2 separate regions of the Mus musculus genome follow, and region 2 is linked to region 1. A link is a loop called in an ENCODE intact Hi-C map of the cell type or tissue named here. Cell type or tissue: gastrocnemius. All regions are shown on one strand. Links, peaks and the distances in the headings refer to the core of each region. The heading gives the core; the rest is flanking DNA.

Region 1 (7,917 bases), core at 1,204-6,203:
CACTGGGGGATTGTTACTTGGTCAGTTAAGTGGTAGAATCTGGATTTGAACCTGGTATCATTTTGTTTTAACCCAGGGTTCGAAATCCAGATATAAATCCATTCAGTCCCACCACCATTTCCTAGGGTTCAGGGGCTCCTCCTGTGCTAGGTATTCCTGGAAAGATGGCCCCTTGGGTCCCCTTTGGTATGTGTGAGAAAGCCTGAAGAAGTCTGTATAGTTTAGGAGTCAGGAAAAAATAAACTCAGGAGATGAAATGCTGCTTTCTAGAGGCGCCTGACCAGAGGCAACCCCAAGTTTTGGCCCACCTCACCTCTCTCTCTCTCTCTCTCTCTCTCTCTCTCTCTCTCTCTCTCTCTCTCTCTGCCTCCCTCATCAGTAAGACTTAACTCCAGGATACATTTTGCCTAACTTGTTTCAAAATGTTGCCTAAAAAGTTTCAAAACTTGCCTACAAAGTTTCAAAAACTTGTCTCTTCCTTTCTGCCAGCTGATGTCAGCAACCCTGTTTTTACAGTCTTAGTACTAAATTCTCATCCCACTGGACAGAGGGGGCCTTGGCACACAGGCAGCAGTAGATCAAGGCCACACATGGAGTTGGCAGAGGCTGGCATTGCTCCAGTCTCACTCTCTCCAGGCCTTTGATTTCTCCCGCCTGCTTGGCTCTGGGAAGGTCAGAGGAGAAAGATGCATGCTTGTTAGGCACTTTCCAGAGACTCTGAACCTGGGATGCCTCCTGGTCTTGACTCAAAACCCCATTTTCTTCTTGGAACTGAAACTGGAGGAAGGGAGAGTGGAGCTGGCCATTGGGCTTTCCTGGCTGCAAACCAAGAAATGAGTGATAATGGGGCCCAGACATAGCGTCCTATCATTTTACAGACGAGGAAAGTCGGGGCTTGTAGAGGGGACACAGGCTGCCTGAGTTCTAAGGTCCCTCTCTTCTCTCTGACTCTTCCTACCTTTTCTGATTGCCCTGAAGTGCCAGGGAGACTGGGTTCTCATTCCAGCTCAGCCACTTTTATGTGGAGGGTTCAGCCCAACTGCTTGACCTTGCATTTCCTGGTTGTTGATAAACAAGCAGAGGTCCCCAGCCCTGTCACAGTACATGGCTTTTGTTTCAGGGGCTCTTTGGAGGGGACGGCACTGGGCAAAGTCCAGGGGCCATCTAGACAGGCAGGGAGGGGCTACTTGACCCATTCTGTGAGAGGATTTGCTGGACACAAATGCACACCACCAAGGTCATGGTCTGCTCTGTGGGATGGGTTCGGGGAGGTTCCTCCGGGTTCAGCAGTCCAGATACAAAGCATGGGATGTGGGGGGTGGGGAGGCCTTGACTGGGTGTTCCTGAAGGTACTGAGAGTGGCAGAAATGAAAAGCAGGTCTTCAGAGACCCAGTGGCAACTTCCTGCCCTGGGGGGTGGGAGTGGGAGTAGGGGGGAGGGGCAGTTGCCTGCCCCTCAGGCCTTCATGCGCCTTCCAGAGTCCTGAGTAAGCATGCAGAATAAAAAAAAGAATATTCAGATGCAGCTGTGTGTCACACAGGCAGGAACACTAGCAAACAAAGACAGATGTAAGTCAGGCCCCCAGAGTCTGGGCAACCAGAGTAAGTAGGAAGGATCACAGAGAAGAGAGGCATCTTAGAATTCAGGGATCTCTAGGGCCTTTGCCAGTAGTAGGTTGTCTCCCAACTCCAAGCCTCAGTTTTCCTCATCTATAAAATGGGAATTCTGCATTTGGACCCGGTGGCACTCATTTCTCAGTTGTTGAGCCTGGGTACCTGTGACCTTGTTATTTCACCTAGGGGTGGGTGAGGAGGAGGAGAGAGGAGGGTACTGGTCCATGCTGAGGACTTTGATTTGCAGACCCCTTGCTTCTAGAATCTTCAGTAGTCTTGTAGAGGCTCTGGCCCCACTCTACTGAGGTCTGCAGGCCCCAAAGTAAGGCTTGCCTAAAGCTGCCGTGGAGAGTGGAGTGAGCAAACATGAGGACAGAGGCAGGAGAGGTCACCACTCCATGTGGTTGCTATGTACGAAGGAGGAACCCCTCTGCCTAGGGCCCCGCCTTTTGGGCCACAGCCAGGGTGCCTTTGGGATTGGATTCCCTATCTTTGGGATGAAAGCCAGGAAGGTCCAAACAGGTTTTCCTGGGCTCCAACAACCGTGCCCATCCATGCCCTGAGGGCTCTTAACGTGCCTCCTGACTTGAATGAAAGCTACTAAGCCAAGCCTGGAACACACGTTCCTAGACTTCTAGGCTATTGGGGGACACCAGAAGTCAGCTCGGTAATACCTTACCCCAGCCTTCTTTTCTAGGGGAGCTCATAATGACTAAAAACCATAGGCTTTGGAGTCTGACTTGATTTCCCATGCCTCTGTTATGAGGGAAGTTATCAAATCTCTCTGTGCCTGGAATCCCCATTAGATCTGGGAGGAAAGTCTCTTCAGTTTTGTGAGGAACGAGGGAGATATAATTCTCTATAGAACCCACTTTTGGGGTGCTGGCTGCAGAGGGGAGGAGAAGCCTGCTTCTAGCTGCAAGGCCGTCCTCTGGTTGGCAGTGTTCCAGAGTTCTCTGGCCTGGGCCCATGGGATCCCTGGCTGTCCCTCTGCACAAAGGCTGTGACTTCTGTTTCTGTAAAGTCCCCAGGCAGAGGCTGGGGAGGTGGCTCAGTGTGGAAACTGCTTGCCTCGTGACCATGAGGACCTGAGTTAGATCCTCCAATCCACTTAGTGACTATTGCTCAGGACTCCAGCACTGGGGGAGGCAGAGATGGGCAGATCTCTGGGACTCGCTGCAACCAGCCTTACTAAAACAGCAAGTTCCAGGGGCATGAACATCAGCCTAGGTGGTCCTCTGACATCCATGTGCTCCTTGACCCTTTCACCCACAGACAGACAGACAAACAGACAGACAGACAGACCCTGGGCCTTCCTAGCACAGTGGCCATTGCTACCTCCTCTGGCTGGTGCCAAGGCTTCTCAGTGTCTTTAGCTTCATCCTTACTTAGACAAGGCCCCCTTTATAGACTCAAGACAGCACCAAAGTTGGTTATGTCACCGACAAGAAGAAAACAGCCCTCAGAGGCTTGGTGCAAATGATCGCTCCCTACAGTGCCTGCAGGAAACTGCTGTATCCTGAGAGTTAATATCCACAGGCCAGCTGCTCCTCACTGGCAGGGTTACACAGAACTGGTTTCAGGTCACAGCAGGAAGACGTGTCTAGATGTCACACTGTATTATGCAAGCAGGGACATGTGTTCAGTCAGGGGACTGCTTGTGATAGTGATTCTAGAATCTTCTTTGGATTGACAGGGTTTCCATGTTGCTGCATGTACCCGACGAGTATTCGCTGTAAGCCCCATTCCTCTGCTTCCTACCACACCCACTATGCTGTTTCCATCTTGCCCCATGGTCCAAGTGTAATGGCTTGGTGGGGACTTGGGGAACCTGAAAAAGATGGAGGCAGTTCTGGCGTGGGCCGTACTCTCAGTACTGTCAGTGGAGGGGTGCAGGTGCCCAGGGAAGAAAGAAGTGACTGAGCATGAAGGGACTGACAGAGCGTGGGTCCTTTGGGTGCCACCAGGCAGCCATGGCCCCTCTCCACTGTTTCCGTTTTTATCAGTTTGATGTTTTCACATGAGGTCTCACTCAATAGCCCAGACTGACCTGTAGCTCACTATATAGACCAGGCTGGCCTCTAACTATGGATCCTCCTGCCTCAGCCTCCAGCATGCAAGGACAACAGCTGTGAGTGACCGCCCACTCTGACTTTTCCAAAGCCACACTGGGTGTGTCCTGCCTCCCCTCTGCTGTGCTATGCTTACACTTCAGAGGTGCGCGTGCGTGGAGGGAGCTGAACAACCACTGTCACTAGAGGGACCACAGCATGGGGGCAGGCATCATTCGGATTCAATATTATCCATGTCATTTGCCCTTGCCCAGGGGCATTCACTCCCCATGGGGACACTGAGGTGCAGAGGTGGCTGAAAATCAGTGTAGTAAATGGATGAGATGGGATTTGAACACGTACCTGATAGGAGATCCCCTTCTGTTTTCACAACTATGTGCCTCACAGAAACATGACTGGGTGTGGTCCTGGGTCGGCCTGTCCTCTGTGTCTTTAGCTGAGACATTTCATGTCAGTGCACCTCAGCATTTTCAATTGTAAAATAAATTCACAGGAGAGCTTCTTTAACGACTCACAAAGCTAGGCAGCTTTGGCTCTCTTGCAAACGGCTGCCTGGGGAAGTGGGGGCACAAAGTTTCTGTCCGCCATGTCCCTGGCAGCATCAAATTGAATAGAGTCTATGTAAATTCACCCCGTCTGCTTTCCCCAGTAATCCTGGGACATAGATGTGTACTACTGAACCCATTTCACAGGTGAGAAAACACAAAGTACAGAAGGCAGAGGTAATTCCCAGAAGACTAGGGGACAAACTAGGAGGGCCTGCAATGCACACAGATGTCCTCTCAAGAAGAAGTGACTTGGAACATCCTTCCATCAAGACAGATCTTGGGACAGGGGCGGCAGGCTTGGGTCTTACAGTTTGAGTGTTGACGATAAGCAGAGCCAGCAAGAAATTGAGTTGCCAAGAGAGCAAAGACATTACTTCTTTTGGTGATGGCCCCCAGATCCTCTAGTTTCCACCTTCCATGCCTCCCCTAATTCATATTCTCTATTACTGCCCAGGACTAGACTCGGGCCACATCCGTGGCTCAGTCAACATGCCCTTCATGGACTTCCTGACGAAAGATGGCTTCGAGAAGAGCCCAGAGGAGCTGCGTGCCATATTCCAGGACAAGAAGGTGGACCTCTCACAGCCCCTCATTGCCACGTGCCGCAAGGGGGTCACTGCCTGTCACGTTGCCCTGGCTGCCTACCTTTGTGGCAAACCCGATGTGGCTGTTTACGATGGCTCCTGGTCAGAGTGGTTCCGCAGGGCACCCCCAGAGACCCGTGTGTCCCAGGGGAAGAGTGGGAAGGCCTGAGTGTGTGCAGCCTCCTCCTCTGCCCACCCAATCCAGCCAGTTCCCTTCAGGGAGGTTGGTGTGACCTGCTGTAGGTTCACCTTTTAGGCTACGGATATTGACAGGGTTTTAGAATTGCTCTTGGTGCCTCCCTCCCTCCCTCCCTCTACATTGGAATAAAGTGCCTTTTCTCAGAAGTGTGTCTGCCTCCTTGCCCGGGTTCCACACTGCCCTGTACCTTTGCCAACCTTCAACCATGAAGGCCACACAGAAGACGCCTGGCCCTCTCCTGCATTGTGTGGCAGACTTTTCCTAAGATAATACACACATCTACTCACCCCAGAAAGGGAATCCGGGACAGACCAAAGCATGGTTACCAGACAGAATTGAAACTATGTTTCAGAATTGAAACATTTCCTACAGATGTGCTTTTCTTTTGTTCGTTTTGTCTTGTTTGAGGGGGTGGGATGTCTCAAGCCAAGGTACAACTTGTTGAACCAAGAAGTTTTTACTGGAGTTATTCAGGGTAGCAAGTGTAAATGGTCACTCATTAGGGATAACTCAGAAGCAGGTGTGTCACCATAGCCCACCCCACTGTGGGGGACAATTCACAGAAGCTGCATCCCTGGAGCTCTGCACAGCTTCCAGACTTACCCCAGGGTAAGACAATCTGCAACTCTGCTGGTCTCAGGGCCCTCCCCAGCACTTTTGACTTTTGACTCCGTGTTGTACTGCTGTAGAGGGAGCACAGGACTTTCAAATTTTTGTTCTTCCAGACACGTGACCTCTATTTACCTCTTGAGACTCACAAACATTGTTTCAATTTTGTCAGGTAGCACTAGTCAGGGATGATAGAGGATACTGAGAGTACCTGAGAGGACATAGGAAGGAGAACGAGGAAGGCAGAGAGAGAGAAAGAGAGAGATGAAGTAGAAGCTAGCCCAGTCCTGAGCCTTCAGCTGGCTATCTGCTCCATGCCCAGTGAGTCTTGAGGAAGAGAAAAAGTAGCCTTCTGAATGCTGCCCAAAGAATGCCTACACACCTGCTCAGAAACGGGCAAAGGGGAGATGGTCTTGGCCTTGACTCCCTTGCTGCCTCTGAATAGACTCTCTGGGGATGATGGAGGGTGAGGCAGCCGTGGAGGGGGTCTGCAAGCCTGGCAGCAGCAAGCTGCCATAGGTGAGCATTTCATGAAGAGGCAGATGGCATTTTTTTTTGTGGTTTTAGAACTTTATTGTAGAAAAGCAGGGAGAAATAGAGAAGGTAGAGAGAGGGAGAGAGGCTGGCCATGGCCACGTGGAGAGAGGGGGGAAGAAAGAGAGCAGACAGGTCATTGTTGACGCGTTTTAAGTTCTCCAAAAACAAGCTTTGAGACTGTGGGGTGAAATTCAGTCTCTTCTGGAGAGTCTGGGTCTTTCCTGTCCAGCCTTCCAGAGTGAAAGGGGGATCTGGAGGGCTAAGATCATATTAGGAAGGTAGCCCCACCCAGTGCTGGGGCAAAAGGGGCTCAGGAGATGCTGGGGCGGGGCTCTGAGGCTGCAGGCCAGGCCTTTCTCCTCCTCACACTGGCTTACCCCTCTTGGAACCTGGATGGGCCCAAGCATCTTTGGGGCAGAAGGACAAGTAGCCTTCTCCTGCTTTTCCCACCTCAATTTCTCACCTCAATTGCTCTCTCAGCATAATCTCAAGGCAGGAACAGAGTCTGGGAGGTGAACAGAAAGAAGTCCTGCAGCAGGCCCCTGAGGGCATCTGGGGAAAGGAGACACTGGCTCATAGGGAGGACAGTACAGAGACCCTGAGGCCACTGTGCATAGCTGGAGCCGTGGTCGAATCAGCAGAATGCAAGGATCCATGGCAGAGGAAAGGGAACATGTTAACTAGGGCTCTTCGGGTCAAGAGGATGACTCTGGCCTTTACTCTAGTTAAGATGGGCTGGTACAGGGAGGTTTTGAACAGGGAGAGGATGCCATTTGGGACAGGTTTGGCAGGGACCTATGGCTATGGGGCTGAGAGAAGTCTTCAAGGGGATTTGACTCACAGGGTCCAATGTGGCCTTCTGTGGTATGTGCCTTCCTGTTCCCTTAGAATGAGGTCTGGATGTGTGACTTGTTTATAGCCAACAAAACAAGGCAAAGTGGGTGGGAAGCCACTCCCAGGACTCCACATAACAAGGCTGATGTCTATTTCTTTTCAGGCTTTGGTGAAGTGTGTGGGGAGGCTCACACAGTGAGGGGCCGAGAAGCTAGTGGGGCCCTTATAATCCAGTAGAACACAAAGAAATGTCCCACCAACAGCCATGTATACCTGCAGGCATATTCGTCCCCAAGGCAGTCTCAAGATGAGCCCCACTGGCCGTAGCCAGCACCTCCATTATAGCCTTCTGAGATGCTGGGTAGCCATTCTTAAGGTGTCTGCTCCCACAACTGTGGGTTAGCAGTAATACAGAATAAACTGCTAAGTTCAAGGGTGGGGCTGTAAGACACCCCCCCCCCATGCTGGGCCTCCGCTCAAGTTCCAGGATGAGCTGGCCAACACCCAAGCATCTCGAGAGAAAACCACACCTGATGCAAACTGCAAGAGGTTTTATTATCAGCTAGCTGAGGACAAAGTCCCTCTGCTGTGCAGGGAAGGGGAGTTCGACCCTAGCAGAGCTGTGACAGTAGGGGGCTTTTAACAGCTAGCTGAGGAGTTGGGAGGAGAGTTGGGAGGAGTTGGGAAGAGTTCTTCTCTTGGGGTGTCCTGGGTGAAATTTACAAGGCAGGAGTGGGGAGTGAGTTCTTTCTGAATTTTTATCTCCGTGTCCTCGGCACAGGAAGGCAGGCATCTCTGGTTGTACAGTATAGAAACAAAAAGGCTTTTTGCTGGCTATAGAGAACAAAGAGCTTCTTTCTAGTTGTATTTTTAGAGATCAGGGAAAACAAGCTTGGGGAACATCCAGGGGCTTTACCTTC
Region 2 (7,917 bases), core at 1,977-6,976, 160 kb after region 1:
TTCTCAAGCATCCAAGACCTGCCATTCATTCCTAAGGTCTGGTGGAGATAGTGCTTTTTCCAGGAAGCTCTCCTGGTCCCCCTCCCTCTTATACTAGGAAGTCATTGTTTTATGCCCCATCTGGGGCTCTGGGCTCTGAGATACCACATTCAGCTCTCCCAGAGCTTCCATCCACACAGAGGCTCTCCTTACAATCTGCCTCCACCTCCCTACTCAGCTCTCAGAAAAGCCCCAAGCCCCCGCTGCTGGCTTCAGAATCCCCAAGGCCCCGTGGGCTGCCTGCTCTCCCAATCTCTCTTCCCTCATTGCCACCACATTCCCAATGCTCCTCTCCTATCTCCTGTAGGTCTCAGCTCAGAAGCTGCCCTCTAAGAAACAAACCTGTCCTCACCAGACCCTCCCTGCCACTCTCCGGGCTTTTCCTGCGGCAAGCTCTCACCAGCGGGGTTCCCTACCCCAGTGTGTTCCAAACGTGTGTTTGTGTGTTAGGCTTCTTCCAGGCCAGCACTACGCTGCGGACACCCAGATTATGTGAGCAGAAGGAGGAAGTTCTTCGTCAGCTCCTTCTAATGCTTGGTTCTGTAGGGAGCTCTCCAAAGCCTACAGTGAGGATGGGCCCAGCAGCCCAGAGAATGTCCCCCAACCCCCAGCTCCACTTGATGGTATGCTAAGACAGAAGGAGAGATGGCAGCCTGCCCAGCCTGCCTGAATCAGGCTCCTATCTCCCCAACTTTGGAACGTGGCTGTGGGGACAGGGCTTTCCCCCTGAGGAATCTGGAACGGCCTATGTTTCTCACCTTAAATGGGGCTGGATTGGAAGCAGTCTCAGACTCCTCAGGATCTGGCTCCAAGAATATAGAATGTTTTAGGATCCTTACTTTAAAATGTCCCCCCTCCATCCTGTCACCCTGAAGGGATCTTCTGGCCCTGACCCAGCCCAGAGAGGATGAACCTAGAGCTCCCAGGATAGAGTCTGCCCAGTGAGAACTGCCCTCCCCGTGGCCAGGCAGGGCATGGGCTCCTGGGGAGACAGAAACGAGGATGAAGAAAGTCACAGGAGGGGACAGGAAAGTGGGAGAGGGACACTCCACCAGTGACTGCATGTTCATCAAGGCCTTTGCACTGCACAGATAGATCAGGGTGGTAGAGGAACGTAGAATGGACGGTCTGACCTACTCCCAGCACACAGAAGTACCGCAGTTCACAGAGTTAGCTCTTTTAAGCATACAAATCCCTGCTCAAGACAAGGAAAGGTGATCTGAGAGGTCTAAGACGAGCAGGAATTGTACCCATGACTGAGGATGGAGACTGATACCCAGGCCTAGGGAACGGCAAACACATGTGTTACTAAAGATGAGGCTCCAGTGACTGGCCAGAGACCAGATGCAGGTCACATGTCCCACTGCTGGCAGGAAGTCCACCTTGAGCTCTCATGTGAAGCTGGATATCACAGCAAACACCGAAGAGGGTTTCTCAGCCATTGGCCTGGGTGCCCGAGGAAGCGAAGGAAGTTCTCCAGCCACGGGTAGACAGAGGGAGCCTCGAGCCTGAAGCCCCCACTGGTGTGAAATCCAGAGAAAAGCTGGCTCTGAACTGTGCTGAGGAAGCAGTTCGGAGTCAGCACTACACAAAACTGCAAATCCAGGCGCCTTGGACTTCAGAAGAATTCACACCTGAGGAGCTAGACATGATTCAGAGGCTCTGGCTGGGCCTCGGGGCTCAGGCGTCCCAGCTTTTGGAGGAAACAACCAGGGGAGCAAGGAGGGGTGCAGTGGAAGAGGGGGGTCTGTGAGCACAGAGGTACAAGCTTGGCCCCTGCAGAGGAGAATGTTGGTCAACAGGTGGTCATGAAACAGGAAATGGTGACATTGCTTCCACAAGAGAATGTCACATAGCACTAGTGAGAGACTGTGTCACAGCATGCCTGTCCTGGCTTGAAAATGTGCTGGTTTGGGGCTGGGATGCAGAGCACTTGTGTAGCGTGAGTGAAGCCCTGGGCTCAGTCCCAGCACCAAATAAAACAAGGGTAAGAACACATGTAATCCCAGTTCTCAGGACGTGGAGGCAGGAGGACCAGGAGTTCAAGGCCAGTTTGTGCAGAGACGAGTACAACTGTGTGTGGGCAGGTATGCCTGTTTCTGAGGGTCTCTAAAGAGCCTCTGACTCGGAGAGTGGTGACGTCACAAGCAGAGCGAATACTTTTCTCTGATGGAGTCTTGGTGGTGGCCCATGTACACACACACACATATACACAGAGAGACACACACAGGCACAGACACGAATATACACACACACATACATGCACATGCAGACACAGACACACATACACAAACATGCACACAGAGACACGCACATATAGTCACAGATACACACACATACACTCACAGACACATATACATAAACACACACAGGTACACACAAGCATACATACACACACATGCACACAATGCACACACACACAAACACACACATACACATATATATACACACATCATGCACACAGAGAGATACAGAAACACACAAAGATACACACACACAGAAACACACACAGACACACACACATACACATACAACATACACACATACACAAACACATCACATACACACAGACACACACTCAAGCACATACACACAAGGGCAGCATGTCCTCCCACAAGCCAACATATTCTAAACCATTTCTCCTTTATTTTTCTTTTTGGCTTTCTCTCTCCCTCTCCCTCCCCCACCCGTGTGTGTGTGTGTGTGTGTGTGTGTGTGTGTGTGTGTGTGTGTGTGTGTTGAGCCCTCTAGGCCACCTGACCAGGTCCCCTCAGTCCCCCCCTTCCCACACTCCCACACTCAGCCCCCCTCCCCCCCCCCCGACCCCTGCAGGATTATCCTGTCTGTGTTCCTGACTCAGCCTGGGAGCCACCTGGGCAGCAGGGGCCAAGGGTGTCCTAGAAGGGACCTGGAGTCCACGCTGGGCCAAGCCTGCCCTTTCTCCCTCTGTCTTCCGTCCCTGCTTGCGGTTCTGCTGAATGTGGTTATTTCTCTGGCTCCTTTTACAGAGAATGCTGCTGCTAATTTTATGTGGAGCTCTGAGGCAGTGTAATTGGAAGCCAGACACCCTGTCAGCAGTGGGCTCCCGTCCTGAGCTGCCATGCTTCCTGCTCTCCTCCCGTCCCGGCTCCTCATTTCATGCAGCCACCTGTCCCAGGGAGAGAGGAGTCACCCAGGCCCCTCAGTCCGCCCCTTAAATAAGAAAGCCTCCGTTGCTCGGCACACATACCAAGCAGCCGCTGGTGCAATCTTCCCGACTCCAGCTGACTCCCCACTTCACCTTCGGCGTGGGCCAGCCTGGGCTACACGGCAAGCCCTGTCTCAAACAGACAGATAGCCATCGAAGCTCAAAGGCCACATGGAGACTGGCATGTTTCATTTACAGAAGAAAGTTCTCAACCCCTGACTTCTGTCAGGCTTCTTCCACATCTCCCCAATGCTAGCCGCTTAGTGACCAGGTTAGAGACTTGAAATTAGCAAGTCAGAGGGAGGAATGAATTGCTAGAGGGAGTTAAAGGTAGATAGGATTTAAACAAAAGACTAACAATAACCAAGAAACTACAGCATAAAAAAAGAAACACCACACACTCAAACCAGGTGTCAAGGGCCATTCGGAAAGGGATAGCTCCAGGGGATCCAGGTTTTTGGGTACCCCCAGAGCAAGACTGAGCATGCTCAGAAAATAGCTGAGAGGAGAGAGAGAGAGAGAGAGAGAGAGAGAGAGAGAGAGAGAGAGAGAGAGAGAGAGAGAATGGGCAGGGCACAAAACATCCAGCACTGTTCAAGCCCTCCTTGTGTGGGCATAGGAACCATGAAAATGCAGACAGCCCCATTTAGGGGACAAGGCAGAGAGCTGTCAGCAGTCAGGGCTAGGAGCCCAAACAGCAGGACCTGAGAGGACCCTGGGACCCCTTGCGACGCTGGCTGTTCTGCCATCTGCAGCAGCTGCTTCCTTGGGAACAGAAGGAAAATCCCTGATTAGAGAGAGCAAGAGTCCCGGGGTTCCCTCATGCACCAAGTTCTCCTGTCCTGACCCACATGTGTCTCCCTTCATAATTTATGAGGGGAGTTTCACTGGACGCCTCCCTGAGCCATAAATAGCCATCGCTGGCCGATCCCAGGCAGAGCCGAGTACCCAGAGGCTGGGGGGAGGCTGAAAAGGCAAATCCCATGAAGGTAAGGCCCCACCCTCCCGGAGGCAGAGCTGGTGTGAGGTCACAAGCATCACATGCCCCGGCACTGCCGCCTTCTTGGCCACGAGTTTGTGCATCCAGTTTCCTAAATTGAGATAATATTTGTCTCTCAGAAGTATGTTAGCTATCTTGGGCCCTCAAGATGGCTCGGTGACTAAAGGTGTTTGTAGCCAAGCCTGCCCACTTGAGTTTGATCTCTAGGTCTCACATGATGGAAGGAGAGAATTGATTCCTAAATGTTGTCCTCTGAACGCCACGTGCATCCTGTTGGCACGTGCAAACCTACACACACACACACACACACACACACACACACACACACACACACACACAAAAACAATAAAAAAATGTAAAAAGCAGTCATCTAGTCAACAGGGTAATGAGCATCTACTGCACAGACGGCTCCAAACACACCTTGTAGCACTTGTGTTGATGAAGGAAATGAAAGCTTAGTCCAATATCAGGTACATAATAGGTGGAGAGGGAATTATAGATGTTAACATTATTCATGATAATTTCCTTAGTATGACTTGACCCCTCCTTTCTCTCTCTCCCCAGCACATCTGCCTCCCATTTGCCTTGCTCCTGTCTATGATACAATTTATCATATTGAAATCCCCTCACCTCCATATTTAGTCTCGTCTAGAACAGCTCCCCATTTGTTGCATTTTTATGTCAATGAACACCAGGGGGCACTATGACTCTAGTCGGGCTTCCTTTCTGCGGCGCCACCTAGAGGAGGACTTAAGCATCAGCCCCCTGGATTGTAAGTTAAGGTCTGAGCTCTTCTTGGATGTCCACGGACCATAAGTATGAAATTGCATGGGTGCGCACTGAGAAGAGTTTGTGCTACCACACGGCCCATGAACTGTGGGGGAGGAGCTGTGCGGCAGCCCGTAGGAGAGAGCCCTGGGCCAGCTTGAAATGGGGCGGCTTTGATTACTCTTCCTTCACCCCCACACTGAGGTTCATAGATAGGGTGGATCAGGGTCTCTTGCCTGCTCTGGAGATGTGAAGACTGAGGCGCTACGAGGTTAGGAGGCTAAAATAACTCAGTGAGTGGCGGAGAGAGGTGTAGAGCTCCACTCTGGCTGACTCCAGAACTCATGCTGTTGTTAACTGTGCCATATGCCATTCAATCAATCAATCAATCAATCAATCATCCGCGACACAAGCGTTCATATGCTCCACTCTGAAGCAGGTAACAGTAGACGAAGACAAACTCAGTACATTGCTGTCAAGCCTCTCAGAACGCTGTTAAGGTACACTAATGAACCCTGTGTACAGCACGCCTGGACAGATGCATGCACACATTCACATATGCTTAGTTATGCATACAAACATGCCCCCTCATACAGCCATACACACCCATGCACTGGAGCTATTGTCTTACACACACATGCCACACACAGTCTTTGCTATAATGAAGGAGAGACTGGGAAACCCACCTTTAGTATCTAGTTTCTCTGATTTCCAGTGCAGTGCCATGCACAGGGGTGTGGAGGGCAGCCTTGCTGTTTCAAAGGGAGTCAGGAAAAGACAAGGAGTCAAAAAAAACAAAACCCAAAACCCTAGATAGGCTCTGGCTCTGTAAGCTGTCACCTTCTGGCACTGAGCTGACCCTTCAGGAGTCCAGGGATACCCCCATTTGGGCCTGGCTCCAGGTTGTCCTCAGGAGATGGCTGCTCCCAGGCACTACATCTCGCTGGCTCTGAGACTGGGCTCCTGCCCTGCAGAGTCTGGGAACAATTGCCCCAAAGGTCCTTGGTTGGTGGTAAAAACTATTTCCTCTCAAAACCTGGCTCCTGTTCTCTGGTTTTCTTGTCTATAAAGGGCACTTAGCTAGACCCTCATATAACTGAGGGCTTCATAAATATTTGAGGAGAGAATGGAGAAAAATATATATATATATATATATCGCTAACATCGGCACAATTTGAACGTGTTACACACTTTGCCTGAGTTCTTGACTAGTGTGGCAGAGACTGCCTGCCCTGGTATACTCCACTCTTCTCATCTCCTTTACTTAAAAAGCCTGGGGGTAGCAAGGCGACTCGTGGCCACTCAGCTAAAAGTAATGTTGTGGTTTGATATAATGCTCGTATTATGTGAATTGGGTCCTCAAAATTGTAGGAGAAGCCACTTGTCCACACGTTAAGATGCTGAGGATCCCTGCCCCCATTTGGTTTTGATTGGTAACTAAAGTAGCAGGCAGCCAATGGCTGGGCAGGAAGACAGAGGGGGACTTTTAGAATTCCTGGACAAGGAACCGAGGGAGGAGGAAGGATAGCTGCCATGCTGGGAAGGAAGAAGGAGACACTAGGCCTAAGCAGTGCAGAAGAGAGAGCATAGCCACCATGCAAAAGTGGCCTAGGAGGGCTGCAGGTCAGGGTCTGGGGCAGCCAAGATGGAATAGGTTTTAGTAAGGGATGAGTTGAGATTGTCAAAAAAGTCCATCAGCCACTTGGAGGTTAGAAAAGTGGCCCAACCATTGTTTAAGGCATATTATATTTTAAGGCGCCCTGTGTGTGTGTGTCTTTCATTTGAGAACCCAGAACATTGGGGAGGGTAGCAAGGAATGCACTGATTTGAGTAGCTTATATGGGTTCTGCAACAGTAATATTTCCCAGTTGAGTTAGTCTGTTATCCCCCTACTGGAACGAAATACCAGAGACTGGTGAGTTGGTAAAGAAACGTAGCTTTTTTTTAACTTATGGTTTGGGAAGCTGAAAATCCAAATAGCATTATGCTGGCTCTATTGAGGCACTCCCTGGCTGCATCACACCAGCGGAGGATGTCACAGGGTACATGTGACAAGATGCTCACACGGAGAGACAGGAAGCAAGAGCTGGACTTAGGGATCAGGATCCACTTAAAAGAACACCTGAAAGCCATCTTGGGGTGGGTCCCATTAGAACCATCTTAATTCCTTCCTAGGGTGGGGCCCTCAGAGAAATAAGGATCACCCACTAGAACCTAGCATCTTCTTCTTTCTCTGTATAGCCCTGGCTATCCTGGAACTCACTGTGTAGACTAGGCTGGCCTCGAACTCAGAAATCCGCCTGCCTCTGCCTCCCAAGTGCTGGGATTAAAGGCGTGCGCCACCACCGCCTGGCTAGAACCTAGCTCTTAAACTGTGGGCCACAACCCTATGTGAATACCCCACCCTCTGCATGCGGTCACATAACTGTGGAAACCACACACAAACAATATCCTCATTAAAAAGTTTCTGACCCACACTCAACCAAAAATTACCTCGAAATCAAAAGCGTAATGGCCCTGGTGTTTCTGGCAATTTTATCGTGTGACATCACTGAAGCAGCAGTTCTGAACGCATGTGCACTTTGCCAAGGTTGTGACATCACATTTCACCATGCTGACGAGCGAGCATTGCCTGAAACACGTGGACTTGGACTCCAGGCGATGATACACTATGAGATGCATAAGCGGTTTTCTTCTCTCATGGAAACATAATAGAAAACTGTAACATTTCTTTCCATCATTTCTCAATACATAAGCATCAGACTGGGGTATCTCTGCATTAGTTTAGTCCTTGGTGAATTTAAAATTACACACACACACACACACACACACACACACACACACACACATCAAAGAACTGTTTGAAAATAAAATTTATTGTCAGTAAATATTTGATTGGTATACCTGTTTATGCATCTATATA

What was found. Peaks named below come from ENCODE experiments on the same cell type or tissue, not always from the same donor. Only the 100,000 strongest peaks of a DNase experiment are listed, where the experiment ranks them.
Region 2: it touches region 1 in a loop (2.6-fold over the local background); 1 of 42 quality-filtered maps calls a loop at or near these places.

The regions. Positions count from the first base shown.
Region 1 is chr15:78,396,802-78,404,718 of GRCm38, reverse strand. It overlaps Tst (thiosulfate sulfurtransferase, mitochondrial), which reads left to right. Exons shown (of 2, transcript NM_009437.5): 2 at 4,689-5,163. The coding sequence ends at 4,987. Among named protein-coding and RNA genes, the nearest start is that of Tex33, 4.8 kb to the right of the region's middle. In gastrocnemius, for the core only: no CTCF peak of the experiment used is centred there; DNase peaks (open chromatin) are centred at 2,095, 2,574 and 3,165; H3K4me3 peaks cover 320 bases; H3K27ac peaks cover 2,877 bases.
Region 2 is chr15:78,236,721-78,244,637 of GRCm38, reverse strand. It overlaps a transcript of Ncf4 not described here. Among named protein-coding and RNA genes, the nearest start is that of Ncf4, 4.1 kb to the left of the region's middle. In gastrocnemius, for the core only: a CTCF peak has its summit at 4,942 (motif pointing right); a DNase peak (open chromatin) is centred at 4,963; H3K4me3 peaks cover 3,102 bases; H3K27ac peaks cover 4,026 bases.